Linked DNA regions of Homo sapiens: region 1 is linked to region 2. A link is a loop called in an ENCODE intact Hi-C map of the cell type or tissue named here. Cell type or tissue: ascending aorta. All regions are shown on one strand. Each heading gives the region's core, and the rest is flanking DNA. Links, peaks and the distances in the headings are about the cores only. Region 1 has its middle 43 kb from the start of SOS1. Region 2 overlaps CDKL4 (cyclin dependent kinase like 4).

Region 1 (5,381 bases), core at 165-5,164, 64 kb after region 2:
GGCAGCTTCTGTTCCCTCTCTCTAGGGAAGCCAGCTCCCCTGCTGCAAAAGAGCTTAGGCTGGACTATTAAGATACCACATGGAGAGAGACAGAGACCCTTGGAGAAGCACTTAAAGGGCCAGACACATGAGTGAAGCCTTCCTGGACCTTCCAACTCCACGTAGCCACCCGCCGAGTATAGGCAAACAAGGGTCCCCAGCCAGCACCAAGTGGAATAGGTTAACTGCCCAGCCGAGCCTAACCAACCCACAGAATTGTGAGATATAATAAATCGTTGTTTTAAGCCACTAAATTTTGGGATGATTTGTTATGCAGCAATACATAACTGAAACAGAGTGTCAGTATATATATATATATATATATATATATATATATATATATAATTTTTTTTTTTTTTTTTTTTTTTGAGACAAGAGTCTCACTCTGTTGCCCAGGCTGGAGTGCAGTGGCACAATCTTGGCTCACTGCAACCTCTGCCTCCCAGGTTCAAGCAATTCTCCTGCCTCAGCCTCCCAAGTAGCTGAGACTACAGGCACACACCGCCACCCCTGGCTAATTTTCTGTATTTTAGTAGAGACGGTTTCACCGTGTTGCCCAGGCTGGTTGCAAACTCCTGAGCTCAGGCATTCCACCCGCCTCGGCCTCCCAAAGTGCTGGGATTACAGGCGTGAGCCACCGCGCCCAGCCAAAACAGAGTATGTTTTTAGATTGCATTACAATTGAACACATTCCCAAATAATATGCACAGTTAAGATAAGGCGTAAGATCTGATGTTATTTAACCTAGAACTCTAAGTACATTCCAGGGAGTCTGTCCCCACCACCTACCCAGTCAAGGCTGCTATACTTCCAAGGGTCTCATAAAACATGTGTAAGCACCATATAGGGGAAATCTAAAGCAGTGTATTAAAGAAATGGTCCAAACATTGTATTTTACCAAATATATGAACACATGCTAGAAATTCGCTCAAGTTTGCTGGGTGCGGTGGCTCACACCTGTAATGCCAGCACTTTGGGAGGCCAAGGTGGGCGGATCACAAGGTCAGGAGATCGAGACCATCCTGGCTAGCACAGTGAAACCCCGTCTCTACTAAAAATATTTAAAAAAAAAAATTAGCCAGGCGTGATGGCGGGCGCCTGTAGTCCCAGCTACTCGGGAGGCTGAGGCAGGAGAACGGCGTGAACCTGGGAGGTGGAGCTTGCAGTGAGCCGAGATCTCGCCACTGCACTCCAGCCTGGGCACAGAGTGAGACTACGTCTCAAAAAAAAAAAAAAAAAGAAAAAAGAAATTTGCTCAAGTTTTTACAGTGGCCTAAAAGGAAACTTCCATTTTTGTTTTTTTCTTTTTTAAGGAACAGGAGTCTCAAGGGCCGGGCGCAGTGGCTTACGCCTATAATCCCAGCACTTTGGGAGGCTGAGGCAGGTGGATCATGAGGTCAGCAGTTTGAGACCAGCCTGACCAACATGGTGAAACCCTGTCTCTACTAAAACATACAAAAAAATTAGCTGGGCATGGTGGCGGGCACTTGTAATCCCAGTGAATTGGGAGGCTGAGGCAGGAGAATTGCTTGAAACCAGAAGGCGGAGGTTGCAGTGAGCCAAGATTGTGCCACTGCACTCTAGCCTGGGCAACAAGAGCAAAATTCAGTCTCAAAAAAAAAAAAATTGAAGGAACAGGAGTCTCAATATTGTTGCCCAGGCTGGCCTTAAACTTCTGGGCTCAAGTGATCCTCCCACCTCAGTCACCCAAGTAGCTGGGCATGGCTTTTTTTTTTTGTAGAGACGGGGGTTCTCACTATGTTGCCCAGGCCAGTTGAACTCCTGGCCTCAAGCTCTCCTCCTGCCTTAGCCTCCCAAAGTGCTGGGATTACAGGCGAGAGCTACCATAAGCGCCCTCATAGAATTTTTTTTAATGCAGTAGTTGCCATGTTCCCTCCCAAAGAAGCATGAAACCTCATCTTACTCAATTGCTTGTATCTTCCATTTGGTGGTTTTTACATTCCTAATATGAAAAGGCTCTTATCTTACAGCAAAAAAAATATGTCAGGTTATTTTCTTTACACCAATTTAGTTCATTGACGCTCTTTGAAAAAGTTTGCTTATTGTTTAGCAAACACTATCACCTGGAGAAAATCAGCCCTCAATGGATACGCAGCCACCGAGAGGAAACAGCCTAACAAACTTAACCTGAAAGACATAAGACCTCACCAGAAAACTTGAAGAAAACACCAACAGGAACATCATGAAATAAATCTGACTGTGACTCCAAGAGATCTCCTGAGGGATTGGAATGATCAGAGATAGAAGAGTTGGCTGGGGTGGTACCACTAAGTTTTGAAGAAAAAATATTTTTGGTTTGGAAGACACAAAACGAATTTAATGTTGTGTCTATTAGACAGTCATTGTGTTTCTTATAGTGATTAGCTGTAAAAAAAAACAATTAGGGAAAGAATAGGAGATCTGGGCTAGAACCACAAATTTTTTTTTTTTTTTTTTTTTTTCAGACAGGGTCTCACTCTGTCACCCAGGCTGGAGTGCAGTGGCGTGATTTTGGCTCACTGCAACCTCCGCCTCCTGGCTCAAGCCATCCTCCCACCTCAGCCTCCTGAGCAGCTGGGACTACAGATGCACACCACTATGCCCAGCTAATTTTTGTATTTTTAGTAGAGACAGGGTTTCACCATGTTGCCCAGGCTGGTCCTGAACTCCTGAGCTCAAGCTATGTGTCCACTTCGGCTTCTCAAAGTGCTGGGATTACAGGCGTGAGCCACAGCACTCAGCCCAGAAACACAAATCTTAATTAAAGCTGTATATTCTGGCCACTAAAATCATATGAGCAATTTATTTTCCTGAGACAGTGAGGAAGTGCTATGAGTAAGAAGAAAATTCAGTTCTAATCCTTGAGAAATAGTTGTAGTGAAAAAAATAGAAAAGGAACCATTAGAAGTACTAGCTGGTGGCCAGGGGTGCTGACTCATGCCTGTAATCCCAGCACTTTGGGAGACTGAGGCCACCAGCTTGGGCAACGTGGTGAGACCCCATCTGTACGAAAGATGAAAAAATTAGCCAGGCATGGTGGCACACACCTGTAGTCCCAACTATTAATACTAGGGAGGCTAAGGTGGGAGGATGACTTGAGACCAGGAGATGGAGGCTGCGGTGAGCTGTGATCAAACCACTGCCCTCCAGCCTAAGCAACAGAGCAAGACCCTGTCTCAAAAAAAGAAAAGAAAAGAAAAGAAAGTACTAGCTAGAAAGAATCCATGCTTATGGCAGGGTGTGGTGGTGCCCACCTGTAATCCCAGCACTTTGGGAGGCCCAGAAGGGTGGATCACTTGAGGTCAGGAGTTCAAGATCAGCCTGGCCAACATGGTGAAACCCCATCTCTACTAAAAGTACAAAATTTAGCTGGACATGGTGGTACACACCTGTAATCCTGGAGGTTGCACTGAGCTGAGACTGAGCCACTGCACTCCAGCCAGGGCGACAGAGCGAGACTCTGTCTCCAAAAAAAAAAAAAAAAAAAATCCCTACCTGTTATTTATCTTGAAGAAGTCCCCATTTCAAGATCTTTTTTCCGCTGTTCCTCCTTCCTCTTTCCTAATTAATCTCCTCTCCAGCTAATATCTACTTTTCTTGGATTTGAATGCCTTTCCTATTCATCAGTTTCATCCTTCATCCAATCCCCAGTATTCTACTCTCTGCTCTGACAAAGACCAGTTCCATTATCCAATTTCCTTCTTCCCAAATTTGCTAATCTCCCCCTTCTACTACCTACAATTTCCAGATCAGAGAAAATCACTCCATATTTAATTGTGTCTAATATAAGAACTCCCTGTAAAAACCAGCACTATTTTATATAAACTACATTTGAAAATAACCTTAGGTTGAATTCAAATAAATCCCTACAATATATTTTAAAGATTGATATCTCTCTGGATGCTGTACACCTTCTTATTTTTAAAGGTAATCCCATTTGGGAAAAACAATCCCTCACCAAAATTGACTCCATCAAATATTCCCTCTAAATTATGGGTTCTTGTCCAGGCAAAGTGGCTCACGCCTGTAAACCCAACACTTTGGGGGGCTGAGGTGGGCGGATCAGTTGAGGTCAGGAGTTCAAGACCAGCCTGGGCAACATGGTGAAACCCTGTCTCTACTAAAAATATAAAAATTAGCCAGGTGTGGTGGTACATGCCTGTAATCCCAGCTACTTGGGAGGCTGAGGCAGGAGAATCGCTTGAACTCAGGAGGTGGAGGCTGCAGTGAGCCGAGATCGTGCCACTGCACTCCAGCCTGGGCAACAGAGCAAGACTCTGTCTTAATTAATTAATTAAGCATTCTTAGTCATGAATTGACTTCAAGGCATTCATTGGAATTCCCCTCTTCAATTTCCAAATACAATTTCCAGATGTAACCCAAGGCTGCTACCGCCCCAAACTCCTGAGAGCTCTACTGGGTTCACACCCTGAGAGCTCAGAGTACTTCCCACCTACAACAAAGTGTCTGCATACCAGCTTGCTTTTCCCTTCTTGTTGAGCCCTTTTTGACTTGAAATTGAGCAAGACCATAACTAAATCTGCACTATTGACTGGTTGGCCTAGAAGAGACTAAAAATCCCTTTCTCGTTCTGCTTTAAATATTTAACATTTAAAAATTAGAATGTAATTAGAAGTTAGAGTTTCAAAGCAATCCCACTGAGAAGATTAGGGAGATTAAGTACCAGTTTTAAAGGGATAGCTTTCCCAAGAGCTGTTTGTCATCGGTATGCTGAGAAAATGGATGTGGGGCTGGGGCGATGGGACTGTTGGGTGACCAGAGGACAACAGGAGGGTGCTGGGGCTTTTCTTAGGGGTTGGGATTGGAGGGCACCACAAGAGAGAAACAGAGAAGCTGGAAATTTGCCTATAGCAAACCGTGTCTGCTTTGGAAATTTACCAACTCAGACCTTGGCCATCTGTTCTTCCAAAGAAATCCATCAAAGCAGTGTAGGAAAGTGGAAAACACCTTGGCTGGGATCTAGGGCCACCTCTGCTACCTAACCTCACGGCATTGGGTATGTCTGCTTCTCTCGCTGGCCCCTCAGTCTGTAACAAGGGGTATGGAGCTACATTAGATGATTTTAAGGATCCTTCCAGCTAAGACACTTTGTGAAACGACATAACAGGCCGGGGCAGTGGCTCACGCCTGTAATCCTAGCACTTTGGGAGGCCAAGGTGGGTGGACCACTTGAGGTCAGGAGTTCGAGACCAGCCTGGTCAACATGGTGAAACCCCATCTCTATAAAAAATACAAAATTAGCCGGGTGTGGTGGCCAGTGTCTGTAATTTTAGTTACTCAGGAGGCTTGAGGTGGGAGAATCATTTGAGCCCAGGAGGCGG
Region 2 (5,381 bases), core at 96-5,095:
GAGAAGTTTTAAAAAATGTGTACTCATTTGAAACAAGAGAAATTTACAAGTAGTCAACTTTTTCACTTGACATTTTGTTAATACCAAGACCTGGATAAAGTGGTTCTTCGAATTATACATTCTTTTTGTTTGTTTGTTTGTTTGTTTGTTTTTGTTTTTGAGATGGAGCCTTGCTCTGTCTCCCAGGCTGGAGTGCAGTGGTGCGATCTCAGCTCACTGCAACCTCCACCTCCAGGGTTCAAGAGATTCTCCTGCCTCAGCCTCCTAAGTAGCTGGGATTACAGGCCTGTGCCACCACACCCGGGTAATTTTTTGGTGTTTTTAGTAGAGACAGGGTTTCACCATGTTGGCCAGGCTGGTCTCGAACTCCTGACCTCAGGTGATCCACCTGCCTCGACCTCCCAGAGTTCTGGGATTACAAGTGTGAGCCACTATGCCTGGCTGAATTATGCATTCTTTTGCACTTAACTGAGAGGCTGTGTAATGTAGTGATTAAAATTGTGTTCTTTGAAATCTCACTCCGTGGGTTCTAATTCTGTATTACCTTCACTGTGTCTTTTCTCATCTGTATAATTGGATAAAAATAACACCTACTTCATAGAATATTTGTGCACATTCTATGTAATTTGTATAGAACAATGTTAAGTGCCATTATTATTGTAATTGTTATTAGGTTATATTAACAAGATTCTGCTGGATAAAGTGGGGTGGGGTTTTTGAGACTAATTAGAATTTTTCTATTTTTAATTCTTAGACTGATTTATTTAAATATGTTGGCCTTAGTCATCATGTAATATTTAATTCGGTCACCAAAACATTCATTCAAGAATGGATGACACAAAACAGAAAAACCCAGTATTTCCATAGAAATCACTAGAGATGTGAAAGAATTCATAAGAATGAATGCTTTCTTTGTGTTTATTATTTTCTTTTGGGGCTAAGAACTTAAGAATCTGTTCTTCCATGAAAATAAAAGCTAGGAGCAATAAATACCCTAAAAGGATTCTGTTATTGTTTTGTGTTTTTCAGACAGAGTTTCACTCTTGTTGCCCAAGCTGGAGTGCAATGGCACAATCTCAGCTGGGTTCAAGGGCCTCCTGAGTAGCTGGGATTACAGGCATGTGCCACCACACCTGGCTAATTTTGTATTTTTAGTAGAGATGGGATTTCTCCATATTGGTTAGGCTGGTCTTGAACTCCCAACCTCAGGTGATCCACCCACCTTGGCCTTCCAAAGTTCTGGGATTACAGGCTTGAGCCACTGTGCCTGGCCTGTTATTGTTTTTAAAGACTGCTTTGTTCAATGGCCCACGCTCTTTCTTCTCTCCACCAGGTGGAAGTATAGCACTTTTTGTACCATGTCTTCTTACACAACTCCTCCTAGTCATTGTGTATGCACTTGGGTTAGAAGAGAAAAGATAAACAGCATATTCCAGAGTATGAAATGTTCCTTCAGCTGGATTTTACAGCATCATATTTCAGTTGTTTGCTTGAGCATAATGAAAACAATAGATGGGATAAGTTTCCTTTCCACAAATTCTTTTAGTTCAACTGAGGTCAACATAGAACCATTGTCAGAAATAGCATATGAAATCTTTTGATAGCTGGAAGAGCTGCAGAGGACTAAACTAAACTAACAAAATAATATCCAAATATTTTTAAGTGGATTTCCAATTAATTGATGAATATAAACCTTTGGCATGTGGACAAATTGGTTGTATATAACCTGTGAGAACATTGTCTTTTATAGCTTGATTAAGGCAAGTCTACCTTATTTTCCAGGTGCAGCATTGTACTGCAAGTCAATCGATACAATAATTTAAGTCACTTCAGCTATAATGGAAAAGTATGAAAAATTAGCTAAGACTGGAGAAGGGTCTTATGGGGTTGTATTCAAATGCAGAAACAAAACCTCTGGACAAGTAGTAGCTGTTAAAAAATTTGTGGAATCTGAAGATGATCCTGTTGTTAAGAAAATAGCACTAAGAGAAATACGTATGTTGAAGGTAAGTTAACTTTATATATATGTAAAATATCATGGAATTGAGTGAAATATGCATGTTAAAATTGCAAAGAATTTTAAAGTTATTTTCCCCCCATTGGACTTAAATTCCTTTGTATCAGCACCTTTGGGTAATAAGTTGATTATCACTTTGGACTTCGGCCACTCTGATTTTGTCTGTGTATGAATACAGCTATAGATTGTTATACTGAAAAGAACTTTTATTCTTGTTAGTAAATATCCTAAGTCCACTCACCCCAGTGTTTACGCTCGCCCCCAACCCTGGCCCTCCTCTGGATATCCCTCCAAATACTTCCCCTACCAACCAGCAACTAAAAGAGCACCTCCTGGCACAGAGAGTCAGTCCCACAGGACCGCACCAATGCCCTGGTAGGCATCGACATGCGTTGGTTCCTGCCTGCACTGCACCCCAGGTTCTTAGACATACTGAATAGCACCCCCGGTAACGTACACATTTTTTACATAAAGGTTTTTGTTATAATTGTTTTCACTCTGATAAGATTTGACATGTAAGATTCCTAAGTTCTCAATGTAAATTTTTTCTTACGCTAAATATCTTACAGTTTTAGATCTATAAGCGACCGTAGAGATGCTTCTTATCTAACAACCATATTTTCCGCAGAGGAAACGGAGGTCTGGGGCAGCACTTCTCAAATGTTAATATGCATTGGAATCCCCGGGGACCTTGTTGAAATGCAGATTCTGAGTTGGGAGGTCTGGGGTGGGCCCGAGATTCTGCATTTCTGAGTACGCAGGAAGTGCGGAAGCTGCTGGTTTGTGGGCTACACATTATGTGACAAGACCCTGTGATTTCAAGGACACACAGGCAACCTTCATTTTTGACACGTCGTCTGTTTTTAGAAAATCCCCAGAAATTCAGTTTGTAAGGGAGGATAATAATTATCACTAATAATTATCATGTTTTCTCTCATTTTCAAATATTATTTCCCACAGGTTTCCTCAACTAATACACACTAGGGTTTTGTTTGAAATATAACTTGATACAGTCTTCAGGAACACATCCATCATGATAAAAAAAAGTTCACTCTTACCTCTCAGCCAGCAGAGGGCGCGCCGGTCAGCTAGCCAGCTCTGGCACCCTCACTGAGCTAAGCTGCAGGGCGGGTCTGAACCAAGCAGTGTGGCTTTCTAATAAAAATAATGCTTTTACCTGTCAGCCTCTCCGTCCCAAGTCTTCAGATAAAGTTAATGCTCAGGTAGTACCTTCTGCATTACAAGTGCCCAACTGGAGAATGAGGCTGTAAGGTAAAAACTAGCCTGATTATGACTCAGCTTGGTCTCTGATGAAGGCCCTCAGAATGTCAGAACGTCCATCTTTCTGCTTTTGGTATGTTGTGTCCATGTAGGTCCTGAACAGCTCCTTCTGTGATCAGTCGACCTTCCTTTCCTCACATAGTCTTGTTATTTAAATTGCTTGCCTCTCTGTCCTTACCACCTGTTTTTCTTTAGGCAAGTTACTGTTTTCCTGGGCTAGGTTAACTTCATTTGCAAAGGCGGTATAAATTGCTGACCTACCCAAAGACAGGAGATTGGACCAGGTTTAACCTTGACATTGCATCAAACTGTAGTATCTGTAAATCTTTTACTCCCCTAGTAGAGATCCTGCTTTGCTTCCATACTGTGGTTTTGCAGCGGCACAAAGCCACTGGCTTTTTAGATGACCTAGTCTCTTCCACTCTTTGCCTTTCTGCTCTTTTAGGCAGTGGAGCACATAGAAAACAAATTGGTTTGGTGCTTTGGGCTTCTCTCTTTTTTTTCCCTTAGAGAGATGGGGTCTCAGTATGTTGCTTAGGCTGATCTCGAACTCCTAGGTTCACGCGATCCTCCTGCCTCAGCCTGGGCATATTTTTAATGTATAATGGATTCTCTTTTCCCCAGCTGTGGAGCAGCAGGCACACAGTTTTAGGGTGACATTTGTTTTGGTCAAGCCATGCTTACGTTAATAGATACTGAGGTAGAGGCATGCATTGTGAGTCTCTGTACCTAAAATTTTCTACTGGGCCTGTTATTTGTTGAGCTTCTACTATATGCAAAATGCTGTGTTCTCTCTCAGTATCTTTCTGGGTAAATGGAAGAGAGTTTGGAAAGTTGATTTGTCTACTATACTGGGAAAACAACAGGGAAGATGGGTTAGGAATAAGAGTGATCATGTATCCTGATTTGCCCAAGAGAGTTCTGCTTTATAGTTTTTGTCCCAGTGTCCTGCCTGGTTCACATCCCCTTTCAAAAGTGTCCTGGTGTGGCCAGGCCCAATGGCTCACGCCTGTAATCCGAGCACATTGAGAAGCCGAGGCAGATGGATTGCTTGAGGTCAGCAGTTTGAGACCAGCCTGTCCACGTGAGACCAGCCTGTCCAACATGGTGAAACCCCATCTCTACTAAAAATACAAAAATTAGCCAGGCGTGGTAGCACCCACCTGTAGTCCCAGCTACAGCAAAGGCTAAGGCATGAGCATCACTTGGAACCAGGAGGCGGAGGTTGTAGTGAGCCGAGATGGCGCCACTGCACTTCAGCCTGGGCGACAGAGCAAGGAAAAAAAAAAAGTGTCCTGGTGTGTATGCTGAATTATGTGGTCACCCTAGTTACAGACGGAGTGACCATATGTGCTGGTTTGCCTACGATAGTCCTGGCTTCTACCCATTACCCTAGTTTGGAAGATAAAATTATCTAATCGCTGTAGTGATGGTCTGTCCTACCTAATCAGCATTTTTCCTTGGGTTTGCGATATTAAACAGAGGCTGTCTTGTGAAATGCGTCAGTTTGGGAATAGAATTTAACACACAAAATATCTATGCATAAGAGAGAACAACAGAATCAAAGAACAATGCTGAAAATATATAATATATATTATATATATATAATATATATAATATATATATAATATATATAATTTATATAAATATAAATAAGTAAATTTAAAACACAGACTAATTGTGGGGACTTCTAGAATAGACAGTTTATTCCGATTTGATGGTTAGGAACAAGTATTACTGGGAGTCAACACTAGAATCCAGACTGGATTTAAATCCATAAAATCCATGGCAATATGTAAGCTGAGTGGATATTGATTATTTTTATAGTCCTTAATAATTTCATTTCCTCAATTTTCTACTCAGGTTATTTTATGACTTGTATATATAGAATTTCCATAAAATACATAAAGTGTTTTTTGTTTTATTGCAGTATTTTAAGTTACATACTTTACTTGCTATCACCAGAGAGATTCAAGCAATTTTGTTACCACTTATTATAGGTACATTGGATGAATCTTAAATTTCTTCCAACTTTAAGTTTCTTTAAGGGGTCTGGGTAGAAGCTTTTACTAGTAACAGATCA

What was found. Peaks named below come from ENCODE experiments on the same cell type or tissue, not always from the same donor. Only the 100,000 strongest peaks of a DNase experiment are listed, where the experiment ranks them.
Region 1: it touches region 2 in a loop (2.8-fold over the local background); 4 of 110 quality-filtered maps call a loop at or near these places.

What each region holds. Positions count from the first base shown.
Region 1 is chr2:39,161,817-39,167,197 of GRCh38, reverse strand. No RefSeq gene overlaps it. Among named protein-coding and RNA genes, the nearest start is that of SOS1, 43 kb to the right of the region's middle. In ascending aorta, for the core only: no CTCF peak of the experiment used is centred there; a DNase peak (open chromatin) is centred at 2,970; H3K27ac peaks cover 864 bases.
Region 2 is chr2:39,225,990-39,231,370 of GRCh38, reverse strand. CDKL4 (cyclin dependent kinase like 4) reads left to right here. Exons shown (of 10, transcript NM_001397900.1): 2 at 1,783-2,006. The coding sequence starts at 1,839. Among named protein-coding and RNA genes, the nearest start is that of CDKL4, 15 kb to the left of the region's middle. In ascending aorta, for the core only: CTCF peaks have their summits at 1,316 (motif pointing right) and 3,083 (motif pointing right); DNase peaks (open chromatin) are centred at 1,290 and 3,110; H3K4me3 peaks cover 868 bases; H3K27ac peaks cover 356 bases.